Linked DNA regions of Mus musculus: region 1 is linked to region 2. The links are chromatin loops, found by intact Hi-C in ENCODE. Cell type or tissue: heart. All regions are shown on one strand. Links, peaks and the distances in the headings refer to the core of each region. The heading gives the core; the rest is flanking DNA.

The links. A loop is a pair of places that touch in the nucleus more often than their neighbours do. Peaks named below come from ENCODE experiments on the same cell type or tissue, not always from the same donor. Only the 100,000 strongest peaks of a DNase experiment are listed, where the experiment ranks them.
Region 1: a loop joins it to region 2, with 2.5 times the contacts of the local background. A loop is called at or near these places in 3 of 42 quality-filtered maps.

The regions. Positions count from the first base shown.
Region 1 is chr11:90,030,618-90,036,294 of GRCm38, forward strand. It overlaps Tmem100 (transmembrane protein 100), which reads left to right. Exons shown (of 3, transcript NM_026433.2): 1 at 1-126; 2 at 2,973-3,110; 3 at 4,659-5,677. The coding sequence starts at 4,732. The coding sequence ends at 5,136. Among named protein-coding and RNA genes, the nearest start is that of Tmem100, 3.1 kb to the left of the region's middle. In heart, for the core only: a CTCF peak has its summit at 2,976; a DNase peak (open chromatin) is centred at 4,244; H3K4me3 peaks cover 3,031 bases; H3K27ac peaks cover 418 bases; H3K27me3 peaks cover 1,425 bases.
Region 2 is chr11:90,246,445-90,252,121 of GRCm38, forward strand. Mmd (monocyte to macrophage differentiation-associated) reads left to right here and starts at 3,032. Exons shown (of 7, transcript NM_026178.2): 1 at 3,032-3,291. The coding sequence starts at 3,266. In heart, for the core only: a CTCF peak has its summit at 2,878; DNase peaks (open chromatin) are centred at 2,897 and 3,887; H3K4me3 peaks cover 3,434 bases; H3K27ac peaks cover 3,469 bases.

The sequences.
Region 1 (5,677 bases), core at 341-5,340, 220 kb before region 2:
TTAATGGTCTGTAAATCTTGCTGAGTACTTTGTGTACGGTCCCTAGCATGGTGATTTGCATCCCACTGTCGGCCTCGCTGTTGGCCGCCGCTTGCTGCTGTCTCAGTCCACTTCTGGCTGAGAAAGGTAAGGCTCGGTTTCCTTGCTCTTTGAAAGATCTGGGAGAGGCTTGTAGATTGTTTGCCGGGGTTCGCCCGGGGAGGACGGTTCATACACTCGGAAGTCTTCAGGAAAGTTTTCTAAACTTGAGCCTTCCCAAGCCCTGCGCTCAAAGGAAAAAAAAAAAAAAAAAGAACCAGGGAAATTTCCTCACTTTTCTGCACCAAGAGCTTGCAGAAAAAGAGACTGGATGCATTGTGATGAAAATTTGCACGTGGGGCCAGGTGTCGCTTCCCAGGGTGTTTAATACCAGCTAGGCACCCTGTGGGCGGAAGACTGGACATTCAAAGGCGTTTTTGCATGTTTTGCTGTGAAAAATCTTTTTGAATTTCTTCTTAAGAGATAAAGTTGGTTAAAGATGCTTGTGCCCCCGGTTGCCCTGGTGCTTCTACCCTTTTCTTCCTGGCACAATTTCTGGTTAATCTCTGAGCTTTCCATTTCTTTAAATTTACCAGTTCAAATCAGGAGTTGTCTAATTTTGGAGACTGGCATCTTCTTACCTAGACAGATGCCTTTACACTGTGCTGGGACAGTGGCGCGGAGCGCCACACCTGAAACCATGAGAAGCCGAAGCTTCCAAGTTAGAAGTAGCAGCAAACCTGTGGCCTTGCACCCTGGAGGCACAGCTCTGTTCAGTGTCTCTCCTTACCGTTTCATCCTGGGGCTCGCCATGGGAAAGGATGCCTCTCTCCCCTGTAGGTTCATTTCTTTACCTTCGGCTTAGGAAGCAAGGGAAAATGATCTTCCACTAGGATATGGTGATGTTCAGAACTTCCTGGCTGCTACTGGGGATTTGCTTAATATACAGTAAATGGCCTGTGCTAGGAATCAGGGAGGTCTTGCCCCAAAGGCAGGAGTTCCCAAGTGGGAAGCAGCTCTCTTTGAGGGTTTCTATTTGATGTAGCCTAGACCCTAGGTCACCATCTTCTGAATACCCTGGTTCCAAATATGCCCAATCTCGCCATCCAGCGATGTCACTAGTTATACGTGAGACTCCATTTCTCTAAGACTCACATTGGAAGCTGTGGGTGATGGCAGTCTGGGCTTCCAGCTGGCCTAGAGGTACCTCCTATACCCAGCATGTTGGACCTCTGACTCAGGTCTCGGTAACTTCTCAGTGTGATCAATTGGAACCAAGGAGCACTTGCTCTGGCTCACATTGGAGGAAAGGGACTCCTGGTCTCTCTGTGTCCCCCTTGGAAGCTAGGAGGGTGAGAGGTCCAGGGGGCAAGCCAGTGGCTAAAGAGAGCTAAGCATCCCTCGGATGGGAAGACGAAGCTATTCTGTCAGTGATGTGAATGAGGAGACTGGACCAGGAATTGGTAAGACTTGCACAGATGAAGGAAATCCTGGGATAACCTTTAGAAATATGGGCAGGCTTGCCATAGTGCTCTTGCTTTGCCACCGACCTGCTTCACCCCAGGTTTTAGTGGCATTTCTGTAAGACAGCCTAACCCTGTCAGGTCACTGATGATGCTGGGGCACAGCCTTGAGGATATTATTCGAAAGAATGGTGTGCCAGGTGCGTGTTTGAAGATTTAAGATATATTATTGATTAAAATAGGACCAGAAACAGCAAGGCTTGGCATAGGCGGACTATATTATGGACCGATTTATTCAGACTCTACATTTTATAAGCTCCGAGGGTGAGCTTGCACCTATTCATGACTGAGGTTCAGTGGGCCTGGTGGTGAAGGTCTGTGACTGTAGCGACTGAAGAAACTGAGACAGGGGGATTTAAAGGTCAAGGCGGAGAGTGGGCTGGGAATATAGCTGAACGGTAAAGTTCTTGCTGAGTACATATGAGACTCTGGGCTCGATCTCCAGGATAGAGGAAAAACTGGGGTCTGAAGCGAGAGTTTATTTCTTTGTGAACTTAAGTCATTTTATTTACCTCTGTATGTCTCCATAACTTTATTTACAAATGAATGAGAATACTAACGTGTGTCAGTCCTTAATATCATACCACACCCATAATAAGTGCTTTGTCCATAGAGGCAATGTTGCTGGTGACAGTGGTGGCCAATTTCAGGTTTGCCAAAACCACTCATCGCCCAGAACAAGCAGTAAGCAATCCCTGCTTAAATCAAGATAACCCGGGGTTTCCCAGCTTAACCAGGAATGTAGTCTTTCCCGCCCTCTTCTGTAAATGAAGGAACATCAAACGAGGGGAGGGGCCATCTCACACATACATGAGTAAAAAAAAAAAAAAAAAAAAAAACAAACCTGTGAGCATAGAGCATTGGCTTTCTGCTGGTCTAGAGGCTGGGCTCGGAGGTTTGACAACTCCACAGCTGTTCCTGCCTCTGAGGAGCGTCTGTCCCCCGGCTCTGTCCGTCAGCTAGGTCTGCAGTGCTGACTCTGGGATTCTCTTATGAAAATGCCTGATTGCCCAGCCAGAGGAGGAGGAGGAGGAGGAGGAGGAGGAGGAGGAGGAAGATCTAGAGTTAGGCTGGGGAAAAAAATGAGTAACTCAGAGCAGCCTGCTTCAATAAATGCTGGGAGAGAAAGAAAAGCCGAGGCTGGCTCCAGTCTCTGGGGACTCTGAGGTGATGATCCGGAATTATCATGTCCCCGAGCGGAGTTGGAGCATGCCAAAACTCTGAATCTGCTGGTGAGGAAAAGAAGAAGGAAGAAAGAAGAAAGAAAGGAAAAAGAAGGGAGGGACATGCTAGAGGAAGAGGGAGTTAATTGAGAGGGGAGGGGAGGGGAGGGCAAGCCTCCCTGAGGAGCCGGGGTGACAGGAAAGAAGAGTTCCAGGATCCAAAGCCTTGTCTGCAGTTAAGTATTTGTATGTCTGTTCTGTCCCCCAGAGGCAATCCCTGGTCTGTCCTTTTACCAATGCCCAGTGGGTGACAGGCTCTTTCCCAGAAGTTGAACGGAGCTACGCTGGCAGATCCCTCTCTCCCAAGTCAAGTGGCCTCTCTGGTAATGGACTGCCTTTCTGTGAGGTATGTGTTGTGAATTTCCGGACAGATCTTTGATTTTAAGTTGTGATGATCTCAGCTTTGAGGGGAGGGAGATTTTAATTTTAACTTTTTTTTCCCCGGATAAAATGTCAAATATCCTTTCACCGACCTAGCCACTATAATTTTAGGATAATTGAATAATGCTTAATAAATAATCATTACCTATTAATTAATCATGGATAATAGTTCATTTGTTGGTGACTAAAAAATTATATGCAAGGTACATCAGGTGGACCTCTCTTGTACTTTCATTGCCTGGTGAGTGGCATTTTGGTCTGTTTCGATTTAGTGTTGTGTTTATTGTCAGTTAGGGTTTAATACATTCAAAGGATTAATATAATCAAACAATCTTAAAGTGTCCCACAAATCTGTAGTCCTTGCGACTGTGCAGCCTCTCCTGGGTGCCAGTCAGCGAGTGACCCTGTGACAGCTCTGAGGTTCAGACAAAACCTTCTTCCTGGTTTCTCAAACTGGGGTTTCTACCAGATGCCTTTTGATCTGAGTTTTGTACTAAAACCTTCAAGTTCAAAACAGCTAAGAAAGGGGCAAGTTTTATGCAGAAGGTCATTAAGGAAAAATGAATTGGCCAAATGTGTGTGTGTGTGTGTGTGTGTGTGTGTGTGATATTTATGCTTATTTGTATAAGCCTCTTATAAAATACAGAAGAACAAAATTCCTTGTTGATTTTAAATGGAAAATTTGTACATGACAGCTAGAGACTCTAAGAGTTGCTGAATAGTTAATTATTGTCAGAAACATTGAAAAAGAAAAAAATAGCTATAGCCTATAAAGTGGTCAAAATGTCTTTTTCTTATTTTTCCCTTTTTAGATGGGTAGTAGTCTGTTGACACATTCTAATCCTTAGTCCTGAAGTGTTTGGCACCTAAGTTTTTTTTTCCCCTAGCTTGCACATCTGTCTCTGAGCTGAGTAAGAGTTAGGGAAGTACGGGTGGGACTTGAGGTAGGGTGGGGTTGGAAAGGTCCCAAGCATACACTCTACGGTTCACCCTGTTTAAGGAGTCAGCCGATGGAGAAGCATGCCATTTATGCACTTGCTGTTGGTCCTGACGTTGCTCTCATGAGCAGTGAATGGGTGATAGCTTGGAAAGAATGCATGTCATGCCCCGCAAAACTGGCAAGAGTTCACGCTGCTGAGAGTTGTGGAACTGTTTATAGCATAGTCTCCTCTTGAATGAGCCATCTTTGGATTAAGATTCGGGCTTTTCCGGGCTTAGAGAAAACACAGGCAATCCGCAAAAGAAGAACGCTTATAAAGGATACTTGGAGACCACCGCGGTTGAGGAAATACTGCAGAGCACTTCCTGCTTTCTATCTCTCTCCTTTTCTGGGCACAGCTGTTTCACCCTCTATTTCACTCAGTGCGAAAGACCCCACAAATGGAGAATGTGAATAAGTGAGGCTTGTGCTCCTGGGTGACCTGGGACAGGAGGGGCCTCTCCACCTCTCTGCTACCATTTGCAGGGCTGGTGCTGCCATCTTAGCTGATGTCTCCCACCTTCTTCTTCACAGCTTGCATCCTGACCAGGCTTTCCAAATCTAGCCTGTGAAGCGAGATAAGAAAAATCCCACAGAAGAAAAAAAAATGACCGAAGAATCCACAAAAGAGAACCTGGGAGCTCCAAAATCTCCCACACCTGTGACAATGGAGAAAAACCCCAAGAGGGAAGTTGTGGTCACCACGGGACCCTTGGTCAGCGAGGTTCAGCTGATGGCCGCCACCGGGGGTGCCGAACTCTCCTGCTACCGCTGCATCATCCCCTTTGCCGTGGTGGTCTTCATCACTGGGATTGTGGTCACCGCTGTGGCTTACAGCTTCAATTCCCATGGTTCCATCATCTCCATCTTCGGCCTGGTCCTTCTGTCCTCCGGACTGTTTTTACTAGCCTCCAGTGCCTTGTGCTGGAAGGTGAGACAAAGGAACAAGAAAGTCAAGAGACGCGAGAGTCAGACCGCTCTTGTGGTAAATCAGAGGTGCTTGTTTGCTTAAGACTGAGTAAGAGCAAACGCGAACGCTCACCCGCCCACACTGCTCTAACTCAGTGAACTCATTCATAGGAAACCAGCCCGGTACCGGATGAGCTCAACTTTCGAATGAACTACCAAAATGAAAAATAGGGCATAGAGAGGACTGAAAATGAGGGGTCAAGACGGTTCCCCCTTGGTAGGGAATAACTCATCTTTAACGACAAACTTAACCCTAAGGGCTATTTCTAACACAGACAGAGGAATCAGCTTGCTTTTCCTGTTAAACGTTTAGGGAGTGTGGGAGATGCACAGCATTAAATAACAGTTGGTTCCATTTAGAAAGTACCCAAGGGAAGAATGGACAAATAATGAGAGCCCTGGCAAGTGGTGTTATAAAAACGTTCCACCAAAAGCCTACATTGGCTTGGCATTCCCACGTACCTAAGAAGTTCTGTTATATATATACATATATATTTTTTCCAATAAGTTGATTCTTTGCCCCCCCCTTTTTAAAAGAATTTTCACTTTCAGTAACATCACTAGAGGTACTTTATTTTGAAGAA
Region 2 (5,677 bases), core at 510-5,509:
TGGTTTTCATTGCTACAAGCAAACAACTAAGAAGCTATGGGAGGAAGGTTTTCCTTAGCTCATGGGTTGAAGGATACAGCCCATCATGAAGAAGAGTGAATGACAGCAAGGCTGAGAGGTGGCTGCCACACTCTCAACCATGCTGAGCAGAGAAATAAGCATTGGTGCTCAGTTTGGTTTCTCGTGCCCCACTTCTGATTCAGCCTGGGATCTTGGCACACAGGATGGTTCCCGGCACCTTCAGGGAGGGTCTTTCTTTGTTAAAGCTTCCCAGAAGTTCTATTTGTGGAGATATAGCAAAACCCAGTAACAGATCTGAGCGAACAGTTCATTTAATCCTCCCAGGGCATCTCAAGTCAAAGTTTGAGTGACTCTGTTCTGTTCTGACTGGTCCATCACTGTCAGGGAACCAGGGCCCAGGTGTGCTCTAGTCTCATCAGCATCCTGTCTGGGGAGCCTGTGTACCTCAGTCAGCAGAGCAGGTGTTCTCCCAAAAGCTGCTGCAGCATCTGATGTCTACGCTATGACAAATCCCTTCCTGTAAGGAACAGGTTGGTTTGTTTTTTTTTTCCCACAAATGTTTCTGCAGTTTTATAGCAAGATCTATATCCCCAAGCCTAAGAAGAACGTTATGTTCTGTTAATGCAGAACAAACAAAAGAAAACGCACAACCAATAACCAAAATAAACAAACACCAAACAAAACCTTCCCATTCTCGTCTCCTCCCACCATTGCAATCCTGGGCCCTAAATTGAAGCCAGGACTTCCTTTCTGCAAATACACTTGGGATTTATCCTCATAAATGGATGCAAAAGGACATCATATTTCCCATGTATATGTTGCATGTACATAATTCTGTAGGTATGTGTACATGTAGGTAGGTGCATGTGTTCATGTGAACACATCTGTGTGAAGGCCAGAGGTGAAAGCCGGGTGTCTCCCTTTGCCATCTTACCTTTTGAAACAGGATCTCTCACTAAACTTAGGCTGGCTGGCTCTACAGCTATATAATATGTGACCTGAATGTAATTGATTTCTTTTGTTTCATATACAGTTCTCAAAGTCTGTTCATGTCGAAGACGGCATCAACATTTCATTTCTTTCTCTTAAAGAGAAAAAGCAAATCATCTTAACAGCTTGAGGTTCAGAGCAAGACCAAAAGGAAAGTACAGAGACTTCTTAGGTCCTCTCACACAATAGCCTCCCCTGCGTCGTCCCCCCCGCCCCCAAGGAAGTGGGACATTTGTTGTGATTACAGTTCCTATCCCTTAGGTTGTCATTTCATGTGGCTAATTTTCAGTTATCTTTTAGTTAGTACCTTTGTTACTGCCCCTTGATCGTTTATAAGGGGAGTGCCATGTAGTCAATTGGTAGATTTTCAAGCTATGCTAGTTGTCAGGCTTTACTGTGAGTGCAAAAGGAGTCAGGTGTGTGTTTTAAGAATTGTGCTGTTTTAAAACTTAGGGAGAGGCCGTTGGCATACTGACCTGATGGTATCTGGTGCTTCGTGTTAGAGGAAGCTATGTAGGAATCTGTTTTGCATCGGGCAAGTTTCTTTTTCACTCCCTGATCCTCTTTTACATTGATGACTCCCCAACCCCCACTTCTCTACATTTAACATATGAGAGAAAACATTTAACATTTGTATTTCTGAGCCTGGTTTATTTATTTCATTTCATATGATGATATCTAGTTCCATCCATTTCTCTGTTCCCAGAAATGTAGTTACTCGTAACCCCCCCCCCCCCCACACACACACACTGAAGAACAATCCAGTCCTCCTCTATTGGAGCCGATTGTCCTTTTAAACCAAGTGTGCAGCTTTGGAATGGAAAGATCACTCCCGAGTCTTCATTTTTTTCCTTCTGGCTGACTAATTTTCCATGCTGTCTCTAGACACACACACCACATTTTCTTTCTACATCCTTTGGTAGGCACCTACACTAATATAATAACTTGGCTATTGTAAACAGTGCCACCTTTCAAAGCCTTGGCCTCCATACCTGTGAAATGAGTAACATAATTTTGAACCTAAGGATTCCTTCCAAGATCAAAGCAATTGTTGTGGAAAGCACCCCGGGGCACTTAAAGAGAAGGACACTAGAATGGTGGGTGAAACCATTCCCCGGCATCCCCCCATCTTTCATTCGTTTCAAAAAGAGTAAATACTGCTTCGAAGCTGGCCCTAAGTCCCTCAAGAAGGTGAAGTTTGAGGAGTGGGGGATGTGTGTGGGCAGGTTTCCTGGATGGGAGCACACCTGGATTTCAGGAGTGATGCTGACAGGTCCTGCACATGTCAATTCCTTTTTTCCAGTATTCTTCTGAGTGTATTCACTACCTCTTATCTCTTCTCTCCCTAGGATCTGCTCTTCTGGCAAGTCCTTTTAGCTTTACAGAGGTTTAGCAAAAGGGGCCGATTCAAGTCTACTCTTTCCTTGGAAATTTCTTGGGTTAAAAAATAGAAAATAAAATGGAGGACGTAAAAAGATCTCTCCAGAAGAATCCCCCTGGAGAAATTCCAATCTCTTCTTTATAGGACAGCCGTGTTACTAATCCGTCTTTACACAGCGTAAAAGGTGAAGAAATAAATGAAAGGAAGGACGCAGAAATGAATGAAGGCTGGATAAACGATATGGGGCCAAGATTAGAAGGCAGAGATAGATTCTTGCTCGCTGCCACTTCCGGCACAGCTGCTTCTAAGATTGTGGGCCATCTCCTACACACCGTTGTTCCTTCCTCTCTGTTGCAGCTCACACGCTCAAAGCTTTAATGCAGAGCACCGCCCTCCCAGCGCTCCTCCCCTTTCGGCTAGCCACACCCCTCGGCTCTGAGGTTCCGCCCCACCTACCGAGCTTCAAGGGAAATGAATGGCAGCGGAGCCCTGCGCCGCTCCGGACACTGATTGGCCACTGGGCGCGGTGACGCGCAGGTGGCTGCGGGCGCACGCAGCGAGAGCAGCGGGCAGGGGCGGAGCCGGGCTCCGGGGCGGGGCCCAGGCACCCGGGGGCGGAGGAGCCAGGGAGGCGGGAGGCGGGAGGCGCCGGGGCCGTTTAAGCGGCCTCCCTCCCGCCCCCAGGCGCCTGCTCTGGCCCGGGCCCTGTGCTGACCGACCCCCGGTGTGGCCCACTCCGGCCCTGCCCAGTTGCGTGGCTCCCGCCTGGCACGCCAGCGGCCTCGGAGCAGCTCAAGCCCATGAGGCCGGCGCGCCCTGCCGCCGGTGCAAAAGAGACGGAGCTCCCGGCCCCCGCGGTGGAGCGGTGGATCAATGCGGTTCAGGAATCGATTCCAGCGGTGAGAGTTCTGCGGGGAACGTGCTCCGTCCCGGGGGATCCCGAGCCCTGACGAGGACCGGCTCCCGGGAAGACTCGCAGTTCTGCGATCCCCTTCCTCCAGGCAGCTTGGGATCTGTGCCCCGGGACCCCGCATCTGCTTTGCCTCCTCCATCCGCTTGCAAACCTAGCTTGGCCCTTGAGATCCCCATCCAGACACCGCTGCTGCTAGCTTCTAGCAGACTACTCCAGCCTCAGAGCCCCCTCCCCACGACTCCACTCAGGGCCTCCACCCTTATACAAACCCCAACGTGAGGTCTCTTAAGGCTGCTGCAGCACCCTGTGGCGATGTTTGTCTTACAGCGGGTAGGAGGTCTGGCCTGAGCTTTTTGAGGTGTTTTGTCGGTGGTTGGCCCTAGAGACAGGGAAACTGAGGCACGCTTCTCTAGGTCCAGCTTTCCTGATGGTGTCCGGAGGGGTTGTGTGTCTCGGGCTAAGAACCTAATGGTGTGCTATTTGGGGGATTTTTTTTTGGCAGGGGCAAGTTAGCATTCAGGTGGAGAGACATGCCTTTGAGAAACCTGGTTTTAGGAAATAGGGAGAAAGAACGGAGGAGGCGCCACCGGAAGGCGGGTTGTCTGCTCTACACTAAAGAGGTGGTAGGGTAGCCCGACTTGAGGGACATAGTGTGGCCCTTCTCTCCCGGGTGGATTACCTGCGTGGAAGGAATGATGAAGGCTGCCGACCTATTGTTCCCAAAGAAAGCTCTGGGCTTTAATGTTTCTAAGTGGGTGAAAGTTCACCCATGGGGTTTCTGGTAACTCCATCCCTTTGTCTGAGCCTGGCAGCCATACCCATTCCCAGCCCTTCACCACCAACAGGGTAGCCTAGTGTGATGTACCAGAGAATTCAAAAGCAGAAATGCTTAAAATCTTCCGAGCAGGCTATTGAGTTTGAAGTGGTCTTTCTTTTTATTTTAAAATGTAAACACACCATTTAGTTTTCCTTTCCCTTCTTTCCCCTGTTCACTCATTAATGCTTATCTCATTTCTTCCAGTCTCAAAGGGTAAAAGAGCCAACACAACATGCACAGGATGAGGGTGGTCTTTGCGCTCAGTATTGGGGGAGATCGGCTTGAAGATTTGGATTGCTTTCTGAATATTGCTTATTACTTGGTGGCTGGAAGTCTGGCACTATCGTTGGAGGAGAACTACGTCTCTATGTCAAAGGCAGAAAGGAACCTTGGTCTTTCTCGTTTAGAACCACAGTGGATTTAAGAGACTCTGTAACGTGTGTGAACCTCATGTCCTGTGCGTGTGGGTTGTTTGTCTGATTCTTTCCTTTGCATGTCTTTGTGGGCTTCCTGCTTTCAGAGACCAGTAGCTATATTCTGCAAAATTACCCCTTCCCTATTTGACGAAGAGTTTGGGTTTCTAGTCTATCCTTTTGAATTCTATAAAAAGAAGGAAAATGTCTGTTTTTGCTTATTGTACCAACATTCAGAGAGCTCTAAAATGAAAAAATAAAAACCACCTCAGCTGATTGAGCAATCTTTTTTAATGGACAGAATTCACTTTCATCCTATTTTGGAGTCTTACCCATTCAAACATTAGAATACACAGGGGTTATCTTTCAGAGTATCACAGAATGTAATTGTTGAGTAGGTGTATATTATAGGTGTATATTATTGTGCTCTGCAAATGTTAGTTGTGTCTTTCTTGGTGATCCCTGGGTCTCCTTTGATTCTGATTGATGCAATCCCTTCATTACCTCTTTCTCTATTATAGCCTAGACTATTTATAAGCATCAATTTGAACTTGAGAATCAGCCTGCAAATACAAAGTAATATCAGAAAAGTCCTGAGTTTTATGATTCACACATTAAAAGGTTGAAAATTGTCTTCCACATCTTTTTGTCTTCATGAAACATTTTGGTGTGCGTCCAGGGCGGGCAGATCATACGGGAGGCACACACTGTCTCTGAACTAATATGTTCTTTTCCTTGACATACATGCTGGTACTCAGTTGAGGAACAGTTCATTAGACAATGGTTTATAGCTCTGCCTAAATAAGAAAATACCTTACAGTTCCACTCAAGGTGGAGCCTGGGTGGTTACTGTGGCTTTGGATCATCTTCCAGACTTCTGCCATTTATATGAGGAAGGCTGTAAGGGAACAGTTAAAGCCACAAAAACAAACAAACAAACACCAAAGTAAACCTTAGGATGTGAAAAAAATTGCCCTGGGCTGCAGCGTGTTTTCATCCTTGCTTTATCTCTCTCAGACTGAAGACACTATTCACTTGCCTACACACACACACACACACACACACACTTTCCTTTTCCTAACCTCTCTGAGAGGTGATAATAACTGTTACCAGTCAGTTACTGCCTGTTTGTGCCAGCTACT